Linked DNA regions of Homo sapiens: region 2 is linked to region 1. A link is a loop called in an ENCODE intact Hi-C map of the cell type or tissue named here. Cell type or tissue: A673. All regions are shown on one strand. Links, peaks and the distances in the headings refer to the core of each region. The heading gives the core; the rest is flanking DNA. Region 1 overlaps LINC02366 (long intergenic non-protein coding RNA 2366). Region 2 overlaps LOC107987435 (a long non-coding RNA gene).

Region 1 (7,387 bases), core at 2,536-5,035:
ATGTGAAATTAGTCTATGTTTATAATAACTGTTGTCCTGTTCCCTGATAAGACTGCTTTTGTGTTACTTTTAAAAAATACTACAGTCATGATCTGGTCACTTCTTCCTTCCTACAGCCACTATTATTTATTTCTGCAGTGTGCTCCTGTGCCCCACTACCATCGCCCCACATCTCATTCTGAATACTATACAGCTATCAACTTTCTCTTTGACACTGACTATCCTATTTGTTTTCTAATTTCTGCCCTTATCTTGTATAAAAGAAGATAATTGGTCACAATCTTGCCTCCTGTCTGTAATAGCTCTGATTCTTTTCTGTTAATGTCTTCCTCTGCATGCCAAAGACATGGCTGCCACTGCCTTGGATCCTGTCTCTGGTTTTAACCTACTACTTGGCTGTCTTACCAACTCATCCTCACCCTCCATATACCAATACATGCTGTCAGTATGTGGGAGGCAATCTTTTCTTTCATCCTGCTGTAAATATCCCAAAGAAGAAATGCATGCATTCTAAGGAACATTCATATCATTCATCATTATCACTAATATTTATTGAATATTTATGAATGTGCCAAGATAAGTACTTTATACATGTAATGTTATTTAATTATCACAAAATGCTATGAGTTAATTACTGTTTCTCTTTCATAGATAAAGAGAATGAATGCAGCTTAGAGAGGTTAATTAGTATGCTCTAATTACACAGCTAGTAAGTGATGAAGATTGATTTTGACACTGCATCTGACTTCACAACATAAACACTTAACCCTTGGGTTCTGTTACTCAAGAAAAGTTTTCTTCTTTGGGTGTATTCTCTCAATCAAGCCTTTCTCCTGCTTATAAAATGGTCTTTCTTATTTTTGTAATTTTTCATAGATAATTGGTAAAGTATCAATTTCTACCATTAGAAACCTTTTTTTCGGATATGCAGTGTTTGAGACAAGCATAACTCTTTAGAAAGCAATTAATTAAGTTCTTTCAGTTTTAATAATGCTCCAGGTCAAATGGAGGAGCCAAGTCCTGAGTTCATGGAAATCACTGGATTTGATGTTTTGTGTTTATGTGAGAACCAACATTTTTTTTTTTTTACTTCCTAATTTCCTTCTATGGAGGCAAGTTTGTCTTAATTTTCCTTTCGAGGTGTTGTGAAAAAATGCCATTGTTCACCACATTGTTCTCTGGATCCTCTATACAACTTCCAACATCTCACTTCCAACGTTTTTGCTAAGGGAATGCATAACGTGTCATCCATCTTTATTTTTAAATTGAATTTCTATGAACTAAATTAAATCTTACATTAGATATTATACATTAACGTGGGTCTCTCTATTATAGATGCTTTCTCTGATGCTCCTTTGTGACTCCTTTTTTTCTACTGACAAATCAGAAAGTTCTCCTAGATCCTTTCCCAAAAGAGTTTTTGGGTCATCAGGCAATTACATTTGTGTTATCTTAACCTTTTGTTGTTTATCATTCTTGTCACAGTTAAGGAAGACAGCAGAATCCATATATCATTTGACAATTGTTAGTAACACAGAACACCATGAAATAGGTGGTAAATCATAGGAAGGAAATGTTCCGGTTAAAGCCACCTCAAACTCCAGGGGCCATTCCTGGGTAGCAGCAATGCTGTTATTGTTCTCTACAAGCTATATAAGTGAGGATCCCCAAATTTCTACAGCAGAGAGGGAAGTATGAGTCTGATTTAAAGATATTTTCTTTCTTTCTTTTAGCTACCTCGCTGGCTTTGAGCACAACCCAGGAAGAAGTTTGAAACCAAGAAAATGGTAAGTCTGATATGATGACAGTTATAAAGTTTTGAGACATGTTAGCAACTAAATTGTCTTTTTTGCTTCAGTCATGTTTTTCCTTTCCTTTTTCCTAGACCATAGAGAACAAGATGTAACAGAATTATATTACAATTTCAACCCTAATTCCAACATAACAACTGACTAGACAATCTACTCAGCACATGACTTGTTAAATCATGATTCCACTTCATATTTGTCTTTTTAGTCTATTGATTTCTCTTATCAGTTACATACGATGTCAGTTCTTCTAATCAGTAGTACAGATTAACAACGACTACACCCTAACATTTCTAAGATTTCTCTTATCCTTTCTCAAGAGTCTTGCCTTATTATTTTAATCATGTGGTATTGAAATTTCAGGGAGATATTTAGCTTATTTTGAATAGCATTTCTAATAGTTAATTGAAATAATCAAAGGACAATTTCTTGTTGATACACTTGTCACTTTGGTCAATTAAAATACAATTTTAGAATGCTAATTAAATTGATTAAAGAAGTTTTTTTTCTATAGAATTGTAAAGATAAGCCTTCTTCAACTTACTAATCTTAAATTAAGAATGTATTTACTGAATACCTATTATGTAGAGGGTGCAAAAGAAACATGTGATGTGACTTACTGCGTTTAGGTAACAGACCATCTGAGTAAGGGTCGAATATACTTAGTAAGGTAGTACATAAAAGAAGTACTAAATTCGACGTCTTTACTGATAGATTATGTAATACAAACAAGTGATACACATTCCATAGACCCGCAGGATTAAGATAATGACCAAGGGAGTCAGTCTCTCTTTGCAGTACTGTATGAGAGCAGAGTAAAAGTCGGCGATAGAGGGCTCATGGCAGGACAAGTGTTTAGAAAGTTACTTCCACTCTTTGACTAAGTATTGGTTGAAAGGTGTGCCGCCAAAACTGTAACCAAAGGAGCCATTATGCTTCTGGAAAAATCTCAAGGAAAAGTATTGGCAGCCACAGTAGTAGCTGTTGGATCAGGCTCTAAAGGAAAGGGTGGAGAGATTCAACCAGTTCGTGTGAACGTTAGAGATAATGTTCTTCTTCCAGAATATGGAGGCACCAAAGTAGATGACAAGGATTAGTTCTCATTTAGAGATGGTGACATTCTTGGGAAGTATGTAGACTGAAATAAATCCTGTTGAAATAGCATCGACACGAAGCTTCCCATTCCACTGAAGTTCTGAAATCTTTCATCATGTAAATAATTTATATATCTCTCTTTTACACTAAGCTAATGATAAATAATGACACAAATAATAATGACTAAGTTATTTGAATCAAATAAAAAGAGATTAAAAGGAGCCAGATGAAATGAACAAGAATGGAGTATACTTGATTGAATTATTTTTTCATAGTTATGTTTGCACTATTATATGTCACGCTATTGCAATGAACATTAAAAGAGTAGTGCTTGGAATAAGATTAATAGTAACTATTGTACATTTATCATTTGAACCTCTCCATGCTTATGGATTTTGTTATTTTAAAAAGTACCATTTTTCACATACAAATAATATAAAACATAATTTAAAATTGAAATATTTACAAGTCAACCTCAGGTGTCATTACAAAGTTTTCAGCTAAATTTTAAAATCATGTTTTTAGTTTTAAGAACCTATTTTTTTCATTCTTGTTAGTTTATCTAATATTCCTTTTTGTAACTTACATTCTATATTTGGTCTTATATGTTTTCAATGTTATATATTACTTAAAAATAAACTTAAAGTAGGAAGCCACATTATGAACAAAATAAAAGGACCATGAAAATGGTTGCAATTGATATCTAGAAATAGGATGATGTATAAAGTGGGTTGCATCAAAGCTATACTTACATTTACCACAGGGTGACACCCTAGCATCATTAATGAAAATAAAACTCGAATACATACAGAAGCATAATCACAATATGATGAAAACTAGCTCAAATTATTACAAGTTCTTTCTTTCAAGGAAATCATCATGAGGAACCAGGGTTTAAGCATTATGCTTAGTATTTTATAAGTTTAATTTTCCCTGACTCTAGTTACCTCTAGATTTTAGATAATTCTAAAAAATTATCTTAAATAATTCTAAATAATTATCCAGAATGATTCTATGTAATTAGAGAAAACTAGATAATTCTAACATCTAATTGTACTTCTTCTCTTGGCATCTGCCCTTTCCTCCTAGTCATATCTTCTTTTATTTAAAGAGAAAAATGAATCCTACCTAATCCTCAAGCCAGTTATGTATCAGCTCACTCAGTTCTTGAAAAATAATCCTTGATTTGTAGAATCCACTTTCTAATTACTCTCCAATCAACAGGAGTTTTGTCTCCAATGCCATCTTTCTATTAAAACTAGCTTTCAAAGTTTCAATGAGCTCAATGAGTATCAAAATGAGCTTGCATTTGACACTAACTGCTGTTCATCCTCCTCCTTCGGAAACTCTCTTCTAGTAAGGTTTGATGGCATTAGCCTCTTCTAAATTTGTTGTTATCTGTTAGGTTGTTGCTATTCTATTTTATTAGTTCTTCTTCCTTAGCCTCTTCCTTATATGGTTGCATCCTCCAGAATTTTGCCACCAAAAGATCTGTCAGCCAGTCAGTTTTCTGTAGAGTAGCCCAGAGACTATTTTCTCAATCCTTTCCTTCGAGTTTAAGAAACACAATGCAGCCAGTATTGATTTCATAAGGTGGTGGGTTTTGGGGCATGCACATCTTTTTCTTGAGTTTCCATCCAAGATTTAAGGTTTTAGTTCCTGATGCTGAGAACACTCAAGGCAGATGGCAGGCGGCTTCCCCTCTGAATCCTTTTCAGGCTCATCCTTCTATCTTTTCAACTTATCCACTGCCACCACTTGTCTCTTCTTGCATTGATTCTGACGAGTGGTTCTACTGCTGGGCTCTACTGTTGGGTAGGGAGAAAAAAGCGGTCTTGGATCCTGCATGTGAAGGTGGAGAGGAAAATAACTCCAAGTGTTGTATTGTGTTAGGTCAGATTCTTCAGAAGCCAATCCTTAAATGGGACTGCTTTTAAGAATATTTATTGAGAGCTCTCTCCGAGAGGGGATTTAGGAAGCAGGGTAGATAAGGAATAAAGCTAAGCAAAATGTGGTCTCACGCGCAGACTAGCTTAGTCTAACCCCACAGAGAAAAGTCTGGAACACCTATTGCTCCATAGAGTTAGTCTCACTTGAGGCAGGGAGGCCAGACTTTTATACCTTCATGTCAGAGAGCCACTGCTAAGGGTAGTTACCTGGAGAATGGGGTAGCTGTGAGTTGCTAGTAGCCAATACTCAACAGCAAGTCGATGGCCACTGGCCAGTAAAGGGGATGAGGGCAGGGCTCCCATAATTTCCCTACCTGTTGTCTTCAGATGGAGGATCTGAAAGCAAATCATACTTTTTCACTGCAAAGGTTAATCCTTGCTAATATCCTAGAGGTAGACACGTTCTGTCTTTGTCCTAGTGTTTAGTCACTTTTAAAAACTCCATTTACATATGGACAACAAAAAGTAGAAACTTTACAGTGGAGAAAGCTGGCACATACCATCTTAAATAAGTAATCAAGTTAACAGCATCAGTAAGTACCAAGACACAGTGATATCAGGCACCCCCTGATGTGATCCAAGGAGAAGGGCTCTTCACCTCTGTGGTACTCTTTCCAAAATCCATAACTGCAGTTTAGTTATAAAAAAATCAGACAAACACGAATTGAAGGACACTCTATAAAACAGCTGACCAGTACTCTTCTTAGATATACAGGTCATAAAAGACAAGGAAAGACTGTGACACTCTCACAGATTAGAGGAAACTAAGAAGTTATAAATAATGCAAGGTGGGATCTTGCATGGAATCCTGAAACAGTAAATGAACACTAGTGGAAAAAAGGAAATTTAAATTAAATTTATAGTGTAGTTGAGAGTATTCTACCACTGCTAACTTCTTCATTTTGATAGTTGTACCATGGTTATGTAAGAGGCAAACATAAAAGGAAGGTAAGTGAAAGGTATACAGGCACTCTCTATTATTTTGGCAACCACTCCGAAATCTAAAATCATCCAAAACTTAAAATATTTTTTTCCTTTACAAATCCTTATTCTGTTTACTTATAAATGAGGGACTGGGTTTGTGATGAAGAAGAATCCATTCTGCCATATTACAAGTGCATATAGTTGACAAAATAATATTCCTATTGAACAGTGAAAAATCAATAACATAATATTCCTATTGAACAGTGAAAAATCAATAACATAAAGGAATATGTATGTCAAGCATAATTTTATGCTACATATTCACTGAGATGATACATGACAAATGGATGTAGTATGGCAAATAGAAAAGAGCTACTTTGTTTTCCAGTCACTTACTATAGTAATTGCCTTAGAATGAGAACAACATATTATCAAGTCAGTTTAGAATTTGCTGCAAGAAGATGTTTGGGCAAGAAGAAAGCACTTATTTTATACTTTATTCTCCATTTCCCCTAGGTGGTTGGGAAGACCAGGATGCGCAATGGCAAGGTGAGATCCTGGTTATCTCTTTTTCTTCTAGCATTTGTTTCCCTAAGTGGAATACGAGATTTACTGCATTTTTTTGGTGAATGATATGAAATAGAGGACAGATGTTCATGACTGGAGGGCTTATTGAGAATTATGTTAAGCTGTAAGTAATAGAATTCTTGACTAACTGTAGCTTAAACAAATAGCAGTTTCATTTTTGTATATAATGGGAAGTCTGGAGGTAGACAGGCTCCTGTATTTCGGCTCCTCTGTCTTCCTTTGGGGGTGCTCCACCCATTGCAAGATACCCAGCAGCCCTGCCTCACTTACTGAATAGTTAGGGAGCTCCAGTGCTGTGACAGTCAGATCAGCCAGCAAAGAGTTCCGAAATGCTCCCACTTGAGATCCACTGGGCACATTATTCCCCTGAACAAAATCAGGGTTCTATTAGCAAAGAAGAGGAGAAAGAGAACTTGGGCTAGCACTCCCTGCCAGAGAAGATAATGAAGTAGAAAACAAAGGGCAGCATTACATTTATTTACTTTTACTCTCAGATCAGGGACTGACCTGCATTGGAAATTAGTTACTGAGTACATTGTGCAATGTGCAAAAGTAATGTAACATAATGTAATTCTGCCACCTGAAACTGCGACCATGTTACACGTAGCAAAGAGGGAGTGAGGGAAAGGAAGGTAAAAGACATCACTATCATCTGATAAACAAGCAAGAGTTGGAGAATAATTACCCACAGGGTAATTGAGAGGATTGAACAAAGTCATAGTGAAAGAAAATGTCACAGAAAAATGAGCTATGCAGGACATTTTATCAAAACTTTTTTCCAGAATTAATCAGACTGATGAAAGAAAACATTGTAATATGTATAGCTCCTCCACGAAAAGTGTGGTAAGCTGCTCCAATTCTGTTACTCTCCTATTAAAGGAAACTAAGGGTTATAGAGAAAAGAAAAATTCATCTTTAAGCTGAAATTAATACTTGATTGATTCTATAATTCTACTATTTTTCCTTTTTTTTTCTTTTTTAGGAAGTCAATTCAGACAACCATGTTAGTTTTATTTATTGTTT
Region 2 (7,387 bases), core at 2,436-4,935, 430 kb after region 1:
TGTTTTCCATAATCAGGATAAATGAGTGACTTAATGGATAGGTAGGCACCTAGTGCCACTATTTTCCTCTTGCATAGAAAGTAGCTGATGGATGAAAGGGAAGTTCCCAAACTGTAGAGAAGGTGGAAGAAGAAAGCAATCATAATGTTCATGGCTCTCACATAGGCCTCTGTCCTGGGTCTCTGGAGCCAGTCGCCTATCACTACAGCTGTACAGTGTTTCCCCTTAGGGAGATAACAAACAAGGAACATTAGATAGGAGAAATGGTAAAGTGAATAGACAACTCCAGGTTAATGAGCATCTGGTCAACAGGAAGGTGGGCTTCATTCACACCGACCTTCCAATAGGAGTTTCTGTTATATTTTATATCAACATTGATCCAGAAATAATTTGATCTTAATCATTGAAATGATGGATATGTAGAAAAACAAGAAGATCATTAAGAATGTAAAAACAGCCCTGCTAATCCTCCACTTCAGCCAGAGGAAAATTGCATGGTGGAAAAGTGCTACTTTAAGCAAATAAAAAATACTGAGATATGAGGCTAACCAGATACCTAACTGCTTTGAAACTAATCTGAGAATGTCAAATATTGTTATAATTTTAATTAGGTTATGATTAACGGCATCTATATTTGGATAGTCATTATAAGTACATCTAATAGCAACACCCGAGCAAAAGTGTTCTGCATATGGCCAAGCTTGAGAGGATGAAATCCATCAAACAAATCTGGTTCTCAGCCCAGTCAATTAAGTTTGCCAATTAAATCCATCCAGTCCATGAATATTTTTTTTCTTTATTTGAGACAGAGTCTCACTCTATCACCTAGTCTGGAGTGCAGTGGCACAATCTCAGCTCACAGCAACCTCTGCCTCCTGGGTTCAAACGATTCTCCTGCCTCAGCGTCCCAAATAGCAGGGATTACAGGCCTGCGCCACCATGCCCACTAATTTTTGTATTCTTAGTAGAGACGGGTTTTCACCATGTTGGCGAAAACTCCTGACCTCAAGTGTTCCTCCCACCTCAGCCTCCCAAAGTGCTGGGATTACAGGCATGAGCCACTGCACCCGGCCAGTCCCTGAAATTCTTATTGTGAATTCCACCATGGTTACAGTCGTAGAGATACTTTACACTGCCTTTGTCATAGCTCCAGAAAGAACGCCCCACTTGAATTTGCAATGTAAGTTCTGAATAATCAAACATCGATTCACCAATCGTTTATTGTAGTTAATACATACATCTGTTATTTGGTATTCATAAATGTCTCCTACCCATCACTCTTATCTCTGAATCCTCAATCAGGAAGTACTCCTGTCCCTAAAATTCGACATAGTTTTCAACCCAAGTTCTACATATGATCTTCCAATATGCCCTTAGATTGTGATTTCCACATTAGATTGTGACTAAAATATGTTTCTCTTTACTAAAGATGCAAATTGAAGACAAGTAGTTTTCTAAATTTTGCATGCCCCATCTCCAAATGATGTAGATGTCTCAAGATGATTTACTGAGTCTTTAGCAGTAGTCTAATACAAAGACTATGCATCGAACTTCTAATGTTAGAAATATAAATGAATAAACTGAATAATTTTTATCACCATCAGTAAGGAATATGCAACAGACTAAGAGTCCTTTGGAAATGATTTATGAATTGGAGCAGTGTAATATTTATTATGTAGTGAGTTATGCAGATAAATATTTTTCAATGTTTACCTGGGTTCAAGAAAAAAGACATCAATTTTTAAATATAGACTGAACCCCTGCCATACCATGTGCTGTATTAGGCACAGTTTAAAGTCTCATATAAAGAGGATCATATCCGATAATAGCTGTAGGCAAACTTAGGTGGCAAAAGATGTCTTCTATGCCCTGTACATGTTGCATAACAAAAGAGAAGGAGATAGGAACCGTCTTCTCTCAATAAGAGAAGTATTCTATCACTGACTTGCAAATCTGTCATAATAATAAAAAGTAGACTAACTTTTCATTGATTGCATTACAGTTTTAAGTCCTTTATAAGCAATATGCTTCTTTATCATTTGTGCTTGAGACAAACAGCTTTTATCTCTATTCACCCTAATATCTGATGCCCCATTTACCTTATACCTGCCATATTATTAAAATTTTGTTTCTACCTTTCATTCTACATTAAGGCCACAGCAGTATATAGAGTAGTCATTAGGATTGTTGCTGTAAGATAATTGCATGATCTAAGCTAATTTCAGATACATTACATCTCTCACAGTAATAAAAATACAAACAAGAGTTGACGTTTATTGAACTCTGTGAGCAAAACACTGTTCAATCACTCTACATGTCTTATTTCATTTAATCCTCACAATAGTCCTAGTAATAGGTATCATCATTGTCTCCATCTTACACATAAGGGAACTGAGATACAGAGTTTCAGGAAATGGATATATATGCATGGAATTCCAGGAAATCTTTAAAGGTATCTCTTAAAATTACCATAATGATAAAACAAATATGTAATACTATATTAACTTTGGAAATTAAACATAACAGTTAATCATATAATGGGAAAGGAAATAATTTTTGCCAACCAAGCCAATCCAACAAGATCAAGAAAACTAGTGTTACTAAGTGCAGTTGCTCATGCCTGTGATCCCAGTGCTTTGGGAGGCCAAGGCAGGAGGACTGCTTGGAGCCAGGAGTCCAAGACCAGCCTGGCCAACACAGTGAGAACCCATCTATAACAAATTTTAAAAATTAGCCAGACATGGTGGCATGCTGTATTCATCCACTCTCACACTGCTATAAAGAAATTCCTGAGACTGAATAATTTATAAAGAAAAGAGGTTAAATTGCCTTATGGTTCCTCAGACTGTACAGGAAGCATGGCTGGGGAGGCCTCAGGAAACTTACAGTCATGGCAGAAGGCAAAGGGGCAGCAGGCACATCTTACATATCCAGAGCAGGAGGAAGAGAAAGAAGGGGAAGATGCCACACACTTTTAAACAACCAGATCTCATGAGAACTCTATCACAAGAACAGCACCAAAAGGAGAAATCTGCCCCCATCATCACTGCCATCACCAGCTGGGATAGTGGCGGCCCAAGCCACCATCATGTCTCACCTAGATTATTGTAGAAGCTTCCCTACTGGCCTCCTGCTGCTGAGCTAGCCCCTACAGAGTGGTCCCATTCATATGCAGGTCATATCATGTCAGCACCCTGCCCAAAACCCTCCAAGTGGTTCCTTGTATCACTCAGAGTGAAATCCAAAGCTCTCATTGCTGTTTGCAAGATCCAGCATGATCTGTCCACCACCCTCTACCTCAGCCCCCATCTGACCTCCTCACCAAGCACTCTCCCCTTCACCCACCCCTCCCCTGCCCCACTGCACTCCATGCTGTTTCCCAAGCATTCAGGGCCCCTCCAGCCTCAGGGCCTTGGAGGGATCTTCCCTCTGACTGAAATCCATATAGTCCCAATCTCAGTGACTCTCCAAACCCAAGGTCTGGAGAGCTGGATTCAGAAACAAGATAGCAGTATACAAAACTAAGAAGGCTGTCATAGCAGATTGTTTTTGGCTGAGTCTGCAGAGAGACCAGCTGGTGTGAAGCTCTGTGAGGACTGCAGAGAACAAAAATCAATAGGTAATCGCTTCTTGTAGCAATTCAGAATAACAAGTTGTGGGTCAGGAGTGCCACCTACTGACAATATTTTTAAGTTGCAGAAAAGGATTTTAGGAAAATTAAACTTTCCAAGGATGAATCTATAAAGCTAAATAAGTGACAAGATAAACTACCTCAAGTATTAAGAAGCCATAAGACAATTTCTCGTTTAAAACTATAATTGGAGCCAGGTACGGTGGCTCATGCCTGTAATCCCAGCACTTTGGGAGGCCGAAGCAGGAGGAGCACTTGAGGCCAGGAGTTCAAGACCAGCCTGGCCAACATGGAGAAACCCCATCTCTACAAAAAATACAAAAATTAGCTGGGTGTGCTGACACATGCCTGTAATCCCAGCTACTCAGGAGGCTGAGTCACAAAAATCTCTTGAATCCAGGAGGCATAGGTTGCATTGAGCTGAGGTTGCACCACTGAGCTCCAGCCTGGGTGACAGAGCAAGACTCTGTCTCAAAAAAATGAAAAACAAAAACAAAACAGACAAAAAAAGCAACAACAACAACAACAAACCCTATAATTTAGAAGCAACCTCTGATACAGTTTTTCTTAAACTCCAGCAAATATATTTATAAAGCCACAATAAAAGCACAAATCACAAGCATCTTGAACATCAACAATAGCTTGGACATATTGAAAAAAGATCTAGGAGTGAGTTTCATTGATTATGAGGAAAATTGGTTTTAAAATGTAATTTATTATAAACCTAGTTTTATCTCATTAAATAAACACTATTTGAAAAGCGGCAGAGCCATATTATTAATTCAGGCTGTTTTTAAACAAATATTTACTGAGCAAAGTGTTGGGATCTGTTACAGTTGCTGGTGGCCTCACAAGACACAAGTCAGACCAGGTCCCTGTGAAGGTGAAGTTTCTATCCTCCTTGATGAATGCATAAAATAAACAACCAAAGAAATAAAGTAAAAGTAAACTTTCAGATATGTATAAGGGCTTTGAAGGAAACAAAGCAGAATGCCTGGACGTACTAATTCTAAAGGCCAGAGGACTTTTTGTTTAGGGCAGTTGGAAAAAGCCTATTTGAAGAGAGAATGTATCAATTAACAGTTACAGCATAACAAACCACATCAAAACTCAGTGGCTTAAAACAACAAGCATGTATGACCGTTCTCACAGTTGATTCTGTGGGCTGGCTGGGCCCTTCCCCTCTAGGCCGGCTCAGTTGGGACTGTATGACCTTGAGTAGCCCCACTCACAGCTCTGAGGCCCAGCCAGGATAGCTGGAGATCCGTGGGCTCTCTCCATAAATGACAGCAGAAGAGTTCCCAGCAGCAAGACTGGAGGATGGGCTTATGGTAAGGGGAGATGAGTGGGAAGTCACAGACATTAATGGTGAATAATTTACACTTTTCATCTTTACATGATTAAAAAAATCAGTTAAACTACTGAACACATGGAACATGGATTTACTTATTTGATCAGTGTGTTAGTTTTTTTATTGCTGCTGAAACAACTTACTACATATTTACTGTCTTAAAACAATACAAATTTACTGGAAAGACGTCCTGTGTTCATGGGCTGGAAGATTTAATATTGTTAAAATGTCAGTACTACTTAAAGCAATCTAAAAATTCAAAATCCCACAACGTTTTTGCAGAAATAGAAAAATCTCAACTAAAATTTATATGGACATTCAAGGTACACAAAATAATCAAAGTAGGCAAAATAATCTTCATAAAGAACAAAGACACTCTCCAAGAAGATATACAAATGTCCAATAAACACATAAAAAGATGCTCAACATCACTAGTCATTAAGGAAATGCAACTCCACGGTAAGATACCACTTCATACCCATTAGGATGGCTTTATCAAAAGAAAGAAAAAAAGAAAAGAAAAAGAAGAGAAGGGAAGAGAAAAGAAAAGAAAAAAGAGAGAAAAGAAGGAAGGAAAGGAAGGAAGGAAGGAAGGAAAGAAGGAAAGAAGGGAGGGAGGGAGGGTGGAGGGAGGGAGAGAGGGGAAATAAGTGAGAGTGGCAGGAGGCAGCCAAATGCCTAGGCAGATAGGAGTGGGTACCCAGTGAAACCCCACCTCCAAGCAGAAGACAGTTTAAAGCCTGAAAGCCAAGCTACAAGCTGAATTTCAGATGGGATTGATAACTTGTCTTCCTGTTTGGTTCACTTTCCTCTGATTGATCCTCACCTTTCACCTGTTTTACATACACCTACCCTTTCCTAATTGGTTTTCTACACTGTTGTGCCCACTTATGAGTGGTGTCCTTGCTTTAACCATTTTGGCATACTCACAAACCAATCAGCGTGCACTCCCCATTCTGAATCCATAAAAAGCCCTGGACCCAGCCACGTGGGGGACTTCCCACCATCGGGTAGGGGAACCCCCACCCCAGCATCCCCTCTTTGCTGAGAGCTTTCCTTTTGCTTAATAATTTCTACTTCACTCACTCTCCAGTGTCTGTGTGCCTACTTCCTGGTTGTGAGACAAGAACTTGGACCTAGCTAAGCTAAGGAGCAGAAAAACTGCAACAGAAGGAAAGAGGGAAGGAAGGAAGGAAGGAAGGAAGGAAGGAAGGAAGGAAGGAAGGAAGGAAGGAAAGAAGGAAGGAAGGAGTATTGGCAAGCATGGAGACAAATTGGAACCTTTGTACATTGTTTGTGGGAATGTAAACAGCAAATGGTGCAGCTGTTGTGGAAAATGGTGTGATGGGTTCTCCAAAACTGAAACACAGAATTCCCATACAATCTAGTAATTCTACTTCTAGATATATACTCAAAAGAAATGAAAACAAGGACTTAGATATTTGCACACCCATGTTCATAGCAGCATTATTCACAATACCAAAAGGCAGAAACAACCCAAGTGTCCATTGACAAATGAATATATACACAAAATGTGGTATAAACATGGAATGGAATATACCCAGTCTTAAAAAGGAAGAACATTCTGACACATGCTACAACACAGATGGACCTTGAGGACATTACACTAAGAGAAATAAGCCAGGCACAAATATGATGCCACTTATATGAGGCACTTACAATAGTCAAATTTGTAGAGACAGAAAGTAGAATGGTGGTTGCCAGGGGATATAAAAGGAGGAAATATCATATCATAATATCATATAGAATTCTGGATTACATAAGTTCATCTCTTTGGGATATAACTAGGCAGAATCACTGATTCCATTTGCTAATTGCTAAGTAGTTTACCTCCAAGTGTTGCAATGATTTCCAAACATCCAAACATTGCTACTGGTTGAATCACTGAGGAACTTGCTAAAAATACAGATTATAGGGTCTAAACTATGATCTCATAAATCAGAATCTCTACAGTTAGGGCTTAAGAATTTTATTTTGTTTAAGATACCCCCAATCTTTATTCTGATGTAGCTGGTCCAGTAAGATTGACATTTCTTAATCAACACATTAGGCATCCCAGTAACAAAATACAACAATAACTTTGTGCATTAAGTTGGAAACCATGACAAAATTTTCATTTTAATATGATGGTTTTTCAGAATGAATGATTTCAGGATCTTTGCCAAAGTCTCATGCTTCTGTTTCCAAAAAGCCCCAGCAAATGTTTACCTCAACCCATTAAGTAGGCTAAGTGCCAATTAATAAATAGAGATGAAAGTGGCATGTGAAAAACCAAAACTTTATGGATAGGCACTGAGAATCTTCCTCTGTGGAGGACAAAGAAGATATTATTCTTCTAGGTCATTATAAACAGGCTAGATGGCCCTTAACCATATAAAAAGACA

What was found. Peaks named below come from ENCODE experiments on the same cell type or tissue, not always from the same donor. Only the 100,000 strongest peaks of a DNase experiment are listed, where the experiment ranks them.
Region 2: a loop joins it to region 1, with 11 times the contacts of the local background. A loop is called at or near these places in 93 of 110 quality-filtered maps.

The regions. Positions count from the first base shown.
Region 1 is chr12:10,767,660-10,775,046 of GRCh38, forward strand. LINC02366 (long intergenic non-protein coding RNA 2366) reads left to right here. Exons shown (of 7, transcript NR_120463.1): 2 at 1,734-1,787; 3 at 6,293-6,325; 4 at 7,147-7,207. It also overlaps the pseudogene HSPE1P12. Among named protein-coding and RNA genes, the nearest start is that of LINC02366, 21 kb to the left of the region's middle. In A673, for the core only: a CTCF peak has its summit at 3,649; a DNase peak (open chromatin) is centred at 3,672.
Region 2 is chr12:11,196,148-11,203,534 of GRCh38, forward strand. All of the region lies in intron 1 of LOC107987435 (a long non-coding RNA gene), which reads left to right. It also overlaps the pseudogene LOC100420583. Among named protein-coding and RNA genes, the nearest start is that of TAS2R42, 13 kb to the left of the region's middle. In A673, for the core only: CTCF peaks have their summits at 3,674 (motif pointing left) and 3,878; a DNase peak (open chromatin) is centred at 3,654; H3K27ac peaks cover 290 bases.